Linked DNA regions of Homo sapiens: region 2 is linked to region 1. A link is an interaction called in ENCODE POLR2A ChIA-PET data of the cell type or tissue named here. Cell type or tissue: PC-9. All regions are shown on one strand.

Region 1 (2,500 bases):
GGGTGGCAGAACGAGACTCAAAAAAAAAAAAAAAAAAAAAAAAAAAAAAAAAAAGCCAGGCGCGGTGGCCACGCCTGTAATCCCAACACTTTGGGAGGCTGAGGTGGGCAGATCATGAGGTCAGGAGATTGAGACCATCCTGGCTAACACGGTGAAACCCCGTCTCTCCTAAGAATACAAAAAAAAAAAAAATTAGCCAGTCGTGGTGGTGGGCGCCTGTAGTCCCAGCTACTACTTGGGAGGCTGAGGCAGGAGAATGGCGTGAACCTGGGAGGCAGAGCATGCAGTGAGCCGAGATCGCGCCACTGCACTCCAGCCTGGGCAACAGAGCAGACTCCGTCTCAAAAAAAAAAAAAAAAAAAAGAGAGAAATGGGGGAAAGGAAAGGAAAGGATAGCCACTAAAATGTTAATGATGATCATCTTAAGGGGTGGGATTGTAGGTGACTTTTACTTTTTTTCTTATTCGTTTAGTGTTTAAATGTTATATAATGGATATTTATTACTTATATAATCAGTGAAAAATAAAGCTATTTTCATTGTTGTGGGGGGAATTCTTGGCAGGTAGAAGTCCCTAGAGGATCTGATTTAATGAGCACACAAGATCAATATTTAATTAACATATCAATTGCCGGGATGTCAACTGATGTTTTCCAAAATCATTGAAGTGTAGGCTCTCTTAAGTAGCCAAACTGTCGTCGGAAACATAGTTTACAATTCTCCCATTTAACAAACGCGGAGGAACAGAATGATTACAAATGCTAAAGCGCAGAAGACGATTAAAGGAGGTTATTTATGTACCATCAAATGCTTGTGTATCCTGTACACATCAGTTTAGAATTCTCTCATCAACCCAACCTTGTGGCAACTTCCAAACCCCTCCATCATGGCCTTCTAACTTTTCAAACTTTTTTTTTTGTAAGCCACTTCTCTTTCCAGACCTCTCTGTAGTGGTTCCTAACGTCTTCCCTTTAAACCTTCTAACTTGTGTTTGCTATTTTTATGACTTCCTCCTCCCAGTGCCTGGCTTCCCCAGCTGGGGATTCACCTTGCTTTGGTGGCCACTGTTTTGCTCTTCTCGCCTTCCCTCTCTCCATGGGCCTGCCAGGCTTAGGGAAGGCCGCAGGTGCTTAGACCTTGTCCAATGCGGTGCTCATTGAACACGCCGGGTTCTCAAACAAATGTTAGGGACAGCTGGTTAGACGGGAATCTGGGCCTCCCCTGCTTGCTTTCCGCAACATTTCTTGAGCATTGCTGGGTGTCCAAGGCAGGGCGAGATCCCAGAGCAGTCACGACCGGATGTATGATTGGTGCTCACTGCACAGTGCTGGGGACGCACAGGGAGGATGCCACTGATGGTGTAGGGGGTGGGGACTTGGCAGAGGGAGCAGCATGTGTCGAGGTCTACTGGTTCTCCAAGTTTGGTCCCAGAGCAAAGGCATCAGCATCACCTGGGAACCTGCTGAAAATTCTAATGCTTAGGCCTCACTACCGACCTACCAAAGCAGACACTCTGGGGGAGGGAGGAGGGGCACTAAAAATCTGTTTTATCAAGACCTCCAAGAGACTCCAACACACGCTAGAGTAGTTTGAGAACCACGACTCTGGGAGCGGCCTGAGGATGCTTAGGATGAGCGCAGAGCGGAAAGGAGGATTCGTGAAGGCTCTCTGATGCCAGTCAAGGGGTTAGACTTTGCCCCGCAGGTGCGGCCTCCAGGTTTTTAAGCAGACGCCTGTGGCTCTCACACGCCCTCTCCCAAGGCGGCGTCTCTGGGAGCCCTGGCGTTCCCTGGGCCCCCGGGACCGAGAGCTTACCCGCGTGGGACTGAACTCGCCCACGACCCCCGACACCAGGCAAGAGAGGTTGTGCCGCAGACCCTCCACTCCCCAGCACCAGGCGCTCGCCGTCCAGGTGGAGGGGAGCACACGTGGGAGCCAGGGGCACCGGCGGAGACACGAGCGCAGAAGGCACGCGCTCAAGCCCACGCCCGCGACTGCCGGGACTGAAGGTGTTGCGAGCCCCGGCTCCACCCCTAGCCTGCGGTGCGCCGTGCTTTGGCCCCGCAGGCCCCGCCCCCGGCCCCGCCCCGGCGCGCGCCCGGCCCGCCTCCCTAGGCGTGGAGGAGGGGGGGCGGCTCAGCCCCGCGCCCGTGCGCGCGCTCGCGGCCGGGTTGCAGGGCTGGGCGCGCGCCCCGCGTCCCGGGCAGGAAGATGGTGGCGAGCGCGCGAGTGCAGAAGCTGGTGCGGCGCTACAAGCTGGCGATTGCCACGGCGCTGGCCATCCTGCTGCTGCAGGGCCTGGTAGTGTGGAGCTTCAGCGGCCTGGAGGAGGACGAGGCGGGCGAGGTGCTCCGACGGCCGGGCGGGCGGGCAGGCCGGGCGCGGGGGCGCGCGGGGTCCTGGCGGGGCTGCGGGCGGCCCCAGCCGGGGAAGTGGGGCACGGGCCGCGTGCGTGCGTGCGGGGCGCCGGCGGTCGCCCAGAGCGGAGCATCCGGCCCCCGG
Region 2 (2,500 bases), 370 kb after region 1:
TCCAGACTAGCCTGGACAACACAGTGAAACCCTGACAGTAAGACCCTGTCTTAAAATAAGTAAGTAAATAAATAATTTTTAAAAAGAAGACAGCCAAAGACTGAAGAATACAGATGGTTCCCAACTTATGATGGTTGCAGTTAGGATTCTTTTACTTTACAACAGTGCAAAAGTGATACACAAAAGTGCAAAAATAAGTAGAAACCTTACTTTGTGTAACCAAACAACTATTCTGTTTCTCATTTTCAGTACAGTATTTAATAAATTACGTGAGATATTCAACACTTTATTATAAAATAGGCTTTGTGTTAGATGATTTTACCCAACTGTAGGCTAATTAAAGTATTCTCAGCACATTTAAGGCTAGGCTAAGTTATGATGTTTGGTAGGTATATTAGTCTATTTTCACACTGCTATCAGGAACTACCTAAGGCTGGGCACAGTGGCTCATGCCTATAATCCCAGCACTTTGGGAGGCCAAAGACAGGTGGATGATCACTTGAGGCCAGGAGTTGGAGACCAGCCTGGCCAACATGGAGAAACCCTGTCTCTACTAAAAAATACAAAAATTAGGTGGGTGTGATGGCGCAAGCCCATAATCCCAGCTACTCGGGAGGCTGAGGCACAAGAATCACTTGAACCTGGGAGGAAGGGGCTGTAGTGAGCCTAGATTGTGCCACTGCACTCCAGCCTGGGCGACAGAGCAAGACTTTGTTTAAAAAAAAAAAAAAGAAAAAAGAACTACCGGAGACTGGGTAATTTATAAAGTAAAGAGGTTTAATTGGCTCACAGTTCCACATGGCTGGGGAGGCCTCAGGAAACTTACAATTATGGGAAGGCGAAGCAAGCGCCTCCTTCACAGGGTGGCAGGAGAGAGAGCGAGAGAGCGAAGGGGAAGAGCCACACTTTTAAACCATCAGATGTCCTGAGAACTCACTCCCTATCACGAGAACAGCATGGGGGAACCGCCGCCATTATCCAATCACCTCCCACCAGCTTCCTCCCTGGACACATAGGGATTACAATTTTAGATGAGATTTGGGTGGAGACACAGAGCCAAACTATCCATAGGCTAGGTGCATTAAATGCATTTTCAACCTAATGGACGTATTGGGATCTAACCCCTTTGTAAGTTGAGGAGCATCTGTAGTCAACATTTTAATGACGGACAGAAGAGAAGAAATTCTCAAATGAGAGCAGAGGAGCAGCTATTAATAGACTAGCAGGAGGAAAAGCAAAGGAGTGGGAGGGTTTGGAGACAAGGGAGTGATCCACAGGGTCAAATGCTGCAGAAAGGGCAAGAAAGAAAGGGCTGAAACACATGAAATGGGTTTAACCATCACAAGCTTGCTGGTGCCATTGAAGAGGAAAGGTGCAGTGAGGTGGTACAGGTAGCCACCAGACTTTCTTAGTCCATTTGGGATGCTATAACAAAATACCACAACCTGGGTGGCTTATAAGCAACTGAAATTTTTTTCTCACAATTCTGGAAGCTGAAATTCCAAGATCATGGTACCAGCATGGTCAGGTTCTGTCGAGGGCCCTCTTCTGGGTTGCAGACTGCCAGCTTCTCATTTTTTCCTCACATGGCATGGCAGAAGGGGCAAAGGAGCTCTCTCGGGCCTCATTTATGAATGGCACTAATACCATTCCTGAGGTCTCTGCCTTCATGACCTAATCACACCTGAAAGGTCCTGCCTTTTTTTTTTTTTTTTTTTTTTGAGACAGGGTCTTGTTCTGTCACCCAGGCTGGCACCTGACCTAAAAAACAAACAAAAACAAACAAACAACAACAACAACAACAAAAAACCTTTCATTCTAAGGGAAGAAATTGCTATTTGCAATATCGTGTGACAAACCCAAAAATATGCAAGGATGCTTCAGGTAAAATGATGGCACAAAGAAGGTGATCAGTGTGTAGCAGGTGGAGGGCCAGGGTCCAGGGTGGCGTTGTGGAGCTGCTGAAACTGGGGCTGTAAGCTGAAAGATGAGTAGGGGCTCGTATCTGTAACCCCGGCTGCTCAGGAGGCTGAGGCAGGAGTGAGACCGTCTCTGAAAAAAGGATGAGTAGGTGTTGCTTGCTGCTGGAGTGGAAGAGCTTTCCATGCCTGGAGCAACGTAGATGGTGAAATGCAGGAATCAAGGGTCTTCCAAGTACTGGAAGCAGTAGCAGATGAAGTTGGAGAAGGGGGTCAGAGCACAGACCACCTTGTGGTGTTTGAACCTTAGAGTGGAGATGATGGGGAGCCATCGCCTCTAAGGTTGGAGGCGTTTTGTTTGTTGGTTTGTTTGTTTGTTTTTTGAGACCCAGGCTGGAATGCATGGTGCCATCTTGGCTCACTGCAGCCTCTGCCTCCTGGGCCTCCAGCAATCCTCCCACCTCAGCCTCCTGAGTAGCTGGGAATAGAGGCGCGTGCCACCATGCCCAGCTACTTTTTGTATTTGCAGTAGAGACAGGGTTTCGCCACATCACCAAGGCTGGTCTCAAGCTCTGGAGCTC

The links. ChIA-PET counts read pairs that join two places held together with the same protein. Peaks named below come from ENCODE experiments on the same cell type or tissue, not always from the same donor. Only the 100,000 strongest peaks of a DNase experiment are listed, where the experiment ranks them.
Region 2: POLR2A ChIA-PET joins it to region 1 with 26 read pairs; 2 of 35 experiments call an interaction of 5 or more read pairs at or near these places.

The regions. Positions count from the first base shown.
Region 1 is chr17:50,343,932-50,346,431 of GRCh38, forward strand. It overlaps XYLT2 (xylosyltransferase 2), which reads left to right and starts at 2,195. Exons shown (of 11, transcript NM_022167.4): 1 at 2,195-2,344. The coding sequence starts at 2,210. RefSeq lists silencers at 1,982-2,181, 2,242-2,341, 2,412-2,500. In PC-9, no CTCF peak of the experiment used is centred here; no DNase peak of the experiment used is centred here; H3K4me3 peaks cover 1,078 bases.
Region 2 is chr17:50,711,869-50,714,368 of GRCh38, forward strand. No RefSeq gene overlaps it. Among named protein-coding and RNA genes, the nearest start is that of ANKRD40, 5.2 kb to the left of the region's middle. In PC-9, no CTCF peak of the experiment used is centred here; no DNase peak of the experiment used is centred here.